2 separate regions of the Mus musculus genome follow, and region 2 is linked to region 1. The links are chromatin loops, found by intact Hi-C in ENCODE. Cell type or tissue: left cerebral cortex. All regions are shown on one strand. Links, peaks and the distances in the headings refer to the core of each region. The heading gives the core; the rest is flanking DNA.

Region 1 (5,382 bases), core at 224-5,223:
GTGGTGTATGCCTTGAGGCATGAGGATTTCTGTAAGTTCAAGGCCAGCCCGGTCTACATAGCAAGTTTCAGGACAGCCAGAAATACCTAAAGAGATTCTGTCTCCAAAAACAAGCAAGCAAACAAACAAAGAAATAATAGATTGCAGGACTCCTAGAATTTCCCTGGGCCGAGGAATCGTGCAAATCGGTCCCTGTTTCAGTTTTGCAAGGAGCCAGGCTGATATTTATTGTCAGTAGCCTCTATACAGAGTTTGATGTTGCTGTCATCTGTTTATTTTAGAAGAGTTTGGGAATGGTGTAAATGAGAATTAAAAGATTATTATATAAAAGTACAAAAGCCTGGGGGTCCACAGGGTAGGGACTGACATACTAATTAGAAATTCCAGGAACTCTTCACACTTTTAGTGGCACTAATCTTCTACTTCAGCTGTCAGGAGAGAGCAAGTGGGTTTTATTTTAAGCTGTCAGGCCAACTTTAGTGTTTGCTGAGACTTAAAAAAAAGAGAGAGAGAGAGAGAGCATCTGTTTTTGAAAATGGAAACCTGGTGCTTGATACCCACTCTTTGTTTTTAAGATGCTCCTAAATCTAGAGGACTGGATCCATTAGGTGCCAACAAAAGCCAGTTAAACCAGATCCTATGAGCTTTGTTTTGTTTTCCCCAATAATGTGTCTTTTATTTTTATACAGCAACCTCTCAGCGGTAGTCCCAATAAAAAGAGCTATCATTTACCGTGCACCCAGCAGCATGCCAGGATCAGCGGCAGCAAGTGTTCTGTACACCTCGCATCTTTGTGTGCATCAGACATGTTGTATCACTGAAGCCCACGAGGGTGGCTCTCTACAGAGAAGGAAATAAAACTGAATGAGGTTAAACCAGGCCACAGACCTTTGTGATGGAGGGCAGGACCAGGACTTAAACCCAAGTGGACTCAGGTCAACTGCCCCAGTCCACAGATGGAGCTCCTCACAAGGTCAATTCAGCTTGTCCATTTCACGTCCATGTCAGCCTGATGAGCTACTGTTTGGGGGATGGTGAGTCCAGCCAGCTTGTCTAAGGTAGGAAAGAGAAGGAGATGTGCTCCTATTGTTTGTTCTCTTTTCTTTCATCCTTATTATTGTCCAACAGGTTCATATTTGAGAGACTTCTGACAACTTGTAAGAAGTAAGTAAATAAACGTGCTGAATTAAGTCCTACCAAACAGACCAGGTTTGAATCCCAGCTCTTCCCACGAATATAGCCACCAGGCAACCACCTAACTCCAATGAGTCATGACTTCCCTTGTTTGTAAAATGAGTTAATAGCGTCTTAGAGGGTTAGAGTCAGGACAAGAGATAGGCCAGATAAGGTCCTTGGTATGTGGTTGGCTTTTAATAAATTGCTGTTGACTGGTGTCTTTGCAACCAGGACTCCTGCTGTTTTATGTGACTCATAACATCAAGTCTATCTAAAATATTGGAGAAGAAGCAAAATGAGAAGCCACTGGTAGACAGCATTATGGTGATCATTCTTAATATTTTCCCCAAGCAACTGCATACAAGTTGTTTTATGCCAGTGTTCAATCTGGAAAACGTTATAAAACTTTGAGCAGACAATGGCACGCTAGTGCAGTGCTTGCTGAAGCACCATATGCCTTTCTGATAAAGATATAACTTTATTGCTTTTTATGTACTCTCTTGTTTAATACAGTAAGCAAATGGGAGATAATTTGAAATACTTTTACCACCGTTTACAGTGTCAGAACATGCAACTTACCTTTAAGAATGCAAATGATTCATTGCTGGCATTGTGAAGACAACAAATGCATCTTTTTTTTTTTTTGAGACAGGGTTTCTCTGTGTAGCCCTGGCCAAATGCATCTTAAAAACAATCACTTGCATGGTGCCGAAGGGATCAGATTCTTAGGCTCTTCCCTCTGTGGTAATGAAGTGGGATGGTCTTGTGAACTGTATTCTTGGAGCATCTGAGCCGGGTCAAATATATCTTTGTGATCTCTGTAGGTTCTTTCAGAGGCAGGGGGTGAAAAGCTGGCTCCTCTGTGCTTGAAAAGAAGTATTTAAAATTCCTTTGGGAAGAAGAATGATGTTTGATGGCAAAGAGTCCAAAGATACACCCCTGGTTTAGCGGGTAAAATAGTTCTGGCAGAGGGAGAGGGACTGTGGAGTCACAGGTAACAACAGATCATTGCACAGTGTCTTTCTTCATGGAACGGTAGCTTTTCCTTGCACTGATATACCGTAGTCTTATAACCCTGGTTCTTGGTAGACAGAATCTGAGGTGCATGCATTGCATCCTTTTGGGAGAGCTGGCAGGGACCAATGAAGAGAACACTGAGTTGAGGCGGCATGGCTTTTAGACGCGGTTGTGCTGTTTCCTCTGGGATGTATCTTGTGGTCTCTGACCCTTACCTATATTAATATGGGAATAGACTGATTGAACCTCGTGATGTCCTAGCTACTTCTTAAGTCTAACTTTCTAGAGATGTAAATGATGTGTGTGTGATCACGTGTCCAACTCGTTAGCATCCATTTAAATGAATTATGTCACATTTCCAGAACACCTTCATATTTTTAATCTTATTTTTAACCCTCCCACAAACCTGTGAACTAGGAAGGGTAAATGCTTTTGTCCCATTTGATATATTAGGAAACTTAGGCAAATAGAGATTAAGTTAATGGCGGAGTCCAGGTCTCCTGACTCTCATTTCTGGGTTCCTACACTAAATTAAGCTTGGATTAGTCTATTGGGATAAGTGTGAAAGGGTATACAGCTGAATTCTTTGTGGAAAAAAAAGTAAGTTGATAAATTATATTAAATTACTACAGTAGATAGAAAACAAACTTGTATTTCCCTGGTGGAGAATTTGCCTTTGAACCCCACTGTGAAATGGATTAGAACGTTTTGTTAGGATGTAAGCAATGTACAAATGCAGAAAAGGTACCCATCTCATATCCTTCTAAATGGATAATTCCTCCTGGGACTTCTTTACATTCCGAAGATTCATTTATTATTGCATTCTAAGGACTGAGACTTTGAATGCCACTGCATCTGAGTCTACGTTTTATTGGTGGCACCTGTGGTTATCACTTTCCACCCTTTTCCTCTCCGTTTCCTTTGTTCTGCTTCATAGACAAGATTTGATTTATGAACGAGAGCTGTTTGATTCTTCAAGATATAGTTTGGTGAATTGGTTCAATAACTTGTTATTGAAAAGCAAAATCCATCAGGGACGTATCTGCCTACTTCTCAAAGAAGACTCTCTTAGAGACTCTTTATTTACCACCAGCGCCTCAGCCCTGGATTTTATGAGGACATAGCCATAGTTTGTTTGTTTGTCACAGATGTCTGTGAAAGGGTTCAATCTAAAAGACCAGCTTTAAGGCATCCTGTAACATTTGAGAAATTAAACAAATGTCTTAATTCACAAGGTAACGTGCACATCCAGATGGTGAGGCCGTTGCCTTTACTGCAACACAGAGCCGATTGGGGTCAGACTTCCAGAAGCCATAAGAGTGAGAAAGGAGCCTTTAATCCCAGTACTTGGGAGGCAGAGGCAGGCGGTCATTGAACTGGAGGCCAGCCTGGTCTATAGAGAGAGTTCCAGGACATTGGGGCTACACAGAGAAACCCTGTCTCGAGAACCAAACAAGCGAACAAAAGAATGGGAGAGATCAGTGTTTGGAGCTCCCCTCTTTTGAAAGTCAGATCTGAAGCATTACTGTTTCTCAACTATGCTCCTTCTCATTCCTATTTGACAACTCTCCCCAACCCCCAGCCCCCACCCCCGCCCCCACCCCAGCCCCCACCCCCCCATCCCCTCACCTGCCCCCCCCACCTGCCCCCATCCCCACATCCGTCCCGTCAGTTTTTAAAGGAGGCTTTGGAATTGTATACTTGACCTCCTCAAGAGGTTATCTACAAGGCATTCTACCTGCCGTTCCCACCCTCTGTAAAAGCTGAACACTGTCACGTGGGGTGAGGTTTGCTCACCTGGGATGTTCTTTGGTTCCTTCACTTGGTTTTCAACTCAGTGTCTCAAACACCCGGGATTGGAATGAAGAGCAGCTCCGCCCTCGGACACGCCCTCGCTGTTCAGTTGCAGTCTTACATTGGATGCCATTTTGTCCTGCTGCGGTCTTCTCAGACTTAGACTTTTACCTGTTCCTTCTTGACACCGACATAGAAGATTCAAATGAGACAAAGGGGAAAAAAAAAACCCAACCCTGTTTCCCGTCTGCTGCATACATTATTCATGTATTCAGCCAGACTCTTCCTTGTGACAGACACACTGTATAATCTTTCCCTGAAAAGTTCTCCGAAAGTAGTTTTCTTCCAGCTGTTTTCCTTTTGTACCAAGGCATTTGGAGTTGACATCTGTTTATACACACACACACACAAACACACACACACACACACACACGCACGCACGCACGCACGCACGCACGCACATTGGGGGGGGAGACAGAGAGAGAGAGAGAGAGAGAGAGAGAGAGAGAGAGAGAGAGAGAGAGAGAGAGAGAGAGAGGAGAGAGAGAGAGAAGTCCCAGGCCTAGGTTAAGACTCTAGGATCGGGCTGGTGAGATGGCTCAGTGGGTAAGAGCACCCGACTGTTCTTCCAAAGGTCCAGAGTTCAAATCCCAGCAACCACATGGTGGCTTACAACCATCCATAACAAGATCTGACTCCCTCTTCTGGTGTGTCTGAAGACAGCTACAGTGTACTTACATATAATAAAAAATAAATCTTTAAAAAAAAAAAAAAAGACTCTAGGATCGGTTGCCTATAACGCAGCACTGTGCACTGATGGCTCTTATGGTGAGTAAGATGTGGGAAGCATGGCTTTAAAGCATGTGTGCCCAAGCCCTTGACACCATCTCCAGAGTGAATGAGTCTCTAGGACAGTGGTTTTCAACCTGTGGGTCTCAACCCCCCACAGGGGTTGCACATTTATATTGCAGTTCATGAGAGTAGCAAAGTTACAGTTACAAAGTAGTGATGAAATAAACTTTCTGGTTAGGGGGTGTCTTAGACAGGGTTTCTATTCCTGCACAAACATCATGACCAAGAAGCAAGTTGGGGAGGAAAGGGTTTATTTGGCTTACACTTCCAAATTGATGTTCATCACCAAGGAAGTCAGGACTGGAACTCAAGCAGGTCAGAAAGCAGGAGCTGATGCAGAAGCCATGGAGGGATGTTCCTTACTGGCTGGCTTCCCCTGGTTTGCTCAGCCTGCTCTCTTATAGAACCCAAGACTACTAGCCCAGAGATGGTCCTACCCATAAGGGGCCTTTCCCCCTTGATCACTAATTGAGAAAATGCCTTACAGTTGGATCTCATGGAGGCATTTCCTCAACTGAAGCTCCTTTCTCTGTGATAACTCCA
Region 2 (5,382 bases), core at 85-5,084, 240 kb before region 1:
GCGTTCCTCTCAGCACAGCACAGAATCTACACAGATACATAAAAGCTACAGGAGAATTTCCTCAATACTCAGCTCTCGGACGAGACAGACAGCCGGAACCAGGAGCTCACACGAGCTAGCAAATAACCCGGGATTTTAGGGTAGACAGATCTAGAAGGTGATGGCTCCAATAAATACCGGAGGTGCATTGGACAAGTGGGGTAAGTCTAGTGATCTAGTCCTATGGATTCGTTTTTGGAGAGTTCAAGAAGAAACTGCTGAGAGCTTCAGTCGGCAGCATGGTGAACAGTTGTCTGTGTGCCAAGTGTGAGACGAATGGGCTGGGAAACGGCTGAAGCGCAGCTCCTTCCACCCTGACCCCCAAACAGGGTTTCTAATGGGAAGGCTGACAGACCCTTTACTGTAGTGGCACTACTGGGGCAGCTATAATATTATCCTCATAATTCTACTATATAATAACAACAAAGAAAAAGAAGGTGAAGGGTCATTGTGCTTTGTCTTTAGAATTAAGATGGCTGTCTTCATCCTTACAGCATACTCTTAATTCTGGAGACACATCTTAATAACCTCTAAATAGTTCCAACAAAAGAGCCGTGTCAGAGGAATGAGCAGGCCCCAAGGTGTTTCAACTGGAGTGTTTTCATCTGCCTTTATTGCTCTATCCCTCTCCAGAATTAAGGCAATAACCTGTGATAAATTATTCAGGAACTGCTACAGGGATCAAAGCAAAATCATTCTGTTAAAGTGCTGTTTGCAACATTTGGCACTTAGTGCGAAAACTTTTAATGTGCGCATGCTGAAAATCAAGGATTTTAAATAATTTAACATCGAGGAGTTTTTACGAAGGGACTAAAGATAGCAGGTTCTATTTAACTGCTCCTCTTCCTCCGAGAAGTTTTCATTCATTTTCCTTAAAACCCGTGACGTCATGGCTGAATTGAAAACTATGCCAGGGCAAGGGGAACAGTACATTATATTTGACTATAAAATGATGGGGGTGGGAGGCAAGAGACATTTTGAAATAATATCCCAGAACCCGGATTTCCACCCCCCCTTTCTTTCTTTGATTTTGAAGAGAAAAATAAAAAAAGACAAAAATTTACCATTCACTTAAATTTTATTAGGACCAAGCAAAGAAAGCACAGTCATAAATAAGAGCCTCTCAGCATTCTTTCCTCACAGTGTTTTGGTTTGAGAGAACTTAATGTTCAACTTCAACCTAAAATCTGCATTTGAAAAATATCTATAAATAGAGAGTTAGATGATCCTGGTAAGGTTGCAAATTAAATGAATTTGGCAGTCCTACAGCATTTTCATAACAATATTTTAGCAGCATCACCTCCTGTGGATTGGAATACTGAATACTTTACTAGAGAACAAAACAGAACTGTTTTCATTTCTAGTACGTGTGAATGAAGGACCTGAAAGCACCTTTGCATGTATTATTTATTCACCATGATAGAAAAAATAGCCTTAACCTAATAAATTACATTTAAGACCATTTAGTACAAAAGTTTTGTTTATGATAAAGCAACAGACTTTGTTCTTTACCGGCAGCTGTAAGCACCAAGTTTTCTTCATACAAATTAGACAGATGGTGCTTACAGTAGAATTTACTAAAGGTCTGTCACAACAAATGCAGCCAAGCTGCATATTTAATCACTGCAGAATCTTGTCTACCTGCAGCTGCCAACTGCTAATCCAATTTCCCTGATAAATGTGGCAAGAGACACGATCAGCAATAAAGAGCATCTAACTCCATTTTCCTGCAGGGCGTCTTTTGATGAACATTTAGGACGGAAGCGAGGAGTGCACTGTGTGGCCTTGGTTCGTGGCAGCTGCATGCATTCTGAGGCAGCGCTCAGGTTACTCACTTAATTCTGCCACTATCATTACGTTGCTATTGATCTCAGTAGCTGTTGCCTACACAGCATTACTCTAGATGAAGCTGAATCAGGCAGTTATCATGCATCAAACTTGCTCAAAAGCCTGGAGATTTCCCCTTAATTACTTGTGATTTTATTTGCAAATACCGTTAAAGTGTAATCAAGCAGTCACTTTCCAGGGTCGTTAAGAACTCGGTAGTTTAGGGATATATCACTGGAACTCCATTAAAAATGACTCTAGGAAGATGGTTTCTATCAAACTAGATGGAATTACATCCAAACAGGCGTGGAATATAATGAAATCTTCAAATGAGACAAATGTAATTTTTATAAAGATGGCACTTTTCAACATCACTGATTCTTTTGATAAGAGGCAACAATGGCTACTAAAAAGCTATAAAGATTCTGTTGGTCAGAAGAATTTAGAAGACATCTAAAAATTACAGTTAATTTGACTGGTCACTGACACAGAATTTAGGAAGACCATTTAAACAAAGAAAAATTGAGATCTTATTTACTTAAAAAAAATTTAATGATATCTAGTTCAAAATCTCTATTTTAAAATAAAAGGTATAATATTTCCATAATTTTTCCCCTCAGAATTATATAAATATCACCAAAGGTTATCCCTTTTCTAGTTGATTTGATGGTATTTGTTTGTGTATATATATGAGATAGAGAAAAGGGAGAGAGGAAAAGAGAAGCCATGAAAGATGGATAATATTTTAATGTATTTCAAATAACAATAACATATGACCAGGGCACCACCAACAAAGGTACCTACTTCTCTCAAGTGTAGTTATTATTCTTAAGACTAATAATCAGTGCTTATCTGTTTGCGATAGCACTGATGTCGTATAATTTCAGGAGATACTGTTTCTGTTTGGCAAAGCTCCTGTTCCCATCCCCCCCACCCCCCATAAAATATGGGGCTGTTTTGTCACAAACAGCTTGGTACACTTAAGGATTTTACTAATAAAACATAATGTTGTCTTAGATATTATGACTGTTGCCACAGCTGAAGTGACTTGTCAAATCAATCCTAATATGGCTCCCACAGGCACATAAAGCCTTATTTAGCCATCAGTTACCCTAATCACTTGTTCACTTTAAGGATGCAATACTTGAAGACCAGCTCCTGTTTATACACATATGCCTAGCCATTTAATAAAGTCCTGATTTATAGAAATTCTTGTTTAAAAATCTTCAGAGATGTAGGGTTTTGGCACATGTGTGTATCTATACAGACACGCTGAGACACAGAGTCGGCCGGGTAGGTGGGAGCATGGTTAAAGCATGTGCCCATGGGCACTCTGCTCTTACAGACAGCATCACTGGAGACACATCTGCACCACCTAACTGTGAAGTGACTGTCCTTGGCCACACTCACTGACCTCAAAGTCTATTTGCATCAGAAACTAGAGAAGCTTATGTTAAAGCTCAACTCATAAGCATATTACTTAGAGATGTGGGTTTGAAACTCACATACATACAAGTACACAGATACACAAATGCCTGTTCTGGTGTTAAAGAATAAACTTGTCTTTCCTCATGTATGAAAACAAAACTCACCTTTACTTCTTCCTGTTTAAAGTTATTGTTGAATATTTGTAACACTGTTTCAAAAGAGACTGTGAGAGGCAGCATAAAATTCTCAAATTCATCCTCATCTTCACCTATGAAAGAGACAAAAGGGTCACAGTTTAAAATGTACGCTAATGTACATTAGCCTCACCACTGAGTGGGTCACTCAGGTTTAGAGATGTCCCTGAGAAGAAGTCACCCTGCATCTGTATCCATGCCACAGCTGGTGCCTGGGCTCATTGCATATTCTGGTTTTTACTCTATACCAAATGAAACAGCAACATTACTCAAGAGCCACTTTTCTCCCTGGCTTTAACTGACTCAGGCCCCAGGCATCTCCATCCATCTTTAGATTTGGGGGCCCCACAGTTTCCCTGATCCCTCAGGAAAGGCTATTTTGAAAGCTTTACAGACATTGGTCTCCCCCTTTTTCTCTTTCTCTTCCTCTCCTCTCCTCTCTCTCTCCCTCTCCCTCTCTCCCTCTCCCTCTCTCCCTCTCCTTCTCCCTCTCCCCCTCCCCCTCCTCCTCCCCCTCCTCTCCCTCTCCCCTCTCCCCTCTCCCTCTCCCTTCTCTCTCTCTCTCTCTCTCTTTGGAGCCATGGCCGCAAAGAATTCAGAGGGTCAGGTGCCCAGGTAGCTCTAAGTTATTCTTCTTCTTCATTTATATTCTTTAAAAAATTAACTTCCAGGGGCTGGCAAGCTCGCTAGCTCAGTGGCTAAGAGGACCTGAGTACTGCTTGGAGCACATCAGGCAGCTCAGGTGCCTTTAACCCTCGCTCCATGGGCCTCAGCTCCTCTTCTGGAAACATGCATACACACACAGACAAATCTTTAAAGATGGACTTATTAATGAATGGAAAAAAGATGAGGCTCTCTCACAGGATGTTTAGATTTCAACTCTTCTCCATGGAGCATTTCCTCTTCATTATGGGCAAAGAGTAAAATGAGATACTCCTCCTTAATTTTTTATATAAAGGTAGACTATATTGTTCTTAACGATTCTGTCAAAACAGAATCTTTACACATTGATAATTTGTATGCTATTCTTTTCAAAATCGGTTTCTCAGAAATTAGATCGATTCTCTCATTCATCTATTGCTACATAGAACCATTTACTAACAAAGCAACAGAAAAGCTTACATGTTTGGTTGAAGGTCCCACTAAGTTGGAAGAGAACCATATGGTTCAAATCTTCTGATTTCAGTGCTACCAGTGGTTTAAAATACAGCATGCTGTAGGAAACGACAGAGAGGAGACCAGTAGACCCCATGTTCGGTACAGAAGTAGGACCACTACCTAAGGCTCATGAAATTCCAACTTCCAGGTTCCAACCCAGATCTGCTCTCTTAGGGCATAGGAACAGCCACTCTGTTTTCACAGCTCTCCAGATAATTCAGATACATTCATCCTTATACAGACGAAGTCCAAGGCCACAGACAGAGGCAATCAGTGGTGGGTCCATTGACTGCTAAATGGTGGCTGATCTGGTTGACCCTTACATTTTATGATTTGCTTCTTCCCTTAAAACTTATATAATAATTTTTCTTGCGAGTCCAACAGAATAGTGAACAGAAAAAGCTGCCAAGCCAGTGAATCTTTCCTTGTGGTCTAGTCCTGGGTCTAGATATTGGGTGAAGACTGAAGCAGAGCAAGTTATAATCTATGCTTTGTCAAGATATTATGTGACCATATTACTCCTCATCGCCAAAACAGCTTGTCACATAAGTTTGTATTTTTAAGGCTTGCATCCAAAAAAGTCATCTAAAATGGCCACACCCTTCCCAGACCTTCTGCAAGTGCCTCCTCTTTCCCTTCTATTTCTGTTGCATCCCCCTTCACTTTAGAGCACAAATCTCAAAACAGCACCAGTACTGTAGTCATTTATATCATGCCACCACCATCACCATTTGAT

Evidence for each region. Peaks named below come from ENCODE experiments on the same cell type or tissue, not always from the same donor. Only the 100,000 strongest peaks of a DNase experiment are listed, where the experiment ranks them.
Region 2: it touches region 1 in a loop (4-fold over the local background); 2 of 42 quality-filtered maps call a loop at or near these places.

The regions. Positions count from the first base shown.
Region 1 is chr11:33,540,263-33,545,644 of GRCm38, forward strand. It overlaps Gm36005 (a long non-coding RNA gene), which reads right to left and starts at 4,373. Exons shown (of 3, transcript XR_872362.2): 1 at 3,991-4,373; 2 at 1,756-2,408; 3 at 706-1,053. RefSeq lists a cis regulatory region at 1-3,243. In left cerebral cortex, for the core only: no CTCF peak of the experiment used is centred there; no DNase peak of the experiment used is centred there.
Region 2 is chr11:33,299,309-33,304,690 of GRCm38, forward strand. It overlaps Ranbp17 (RAN binding protein 17), which reads right to left. Exons shown (of 28, transcript NM_023146.3): 19 at 3,459-3,562. Among named protein-coding and RNA genes, the nearest start is that of Tlx3, 98 kb to the left of the region's middle. In left cerebral cortex, for the core only: no CTCF peak of the experiment used is centred there; no DNase peak of the experiment used is centred there.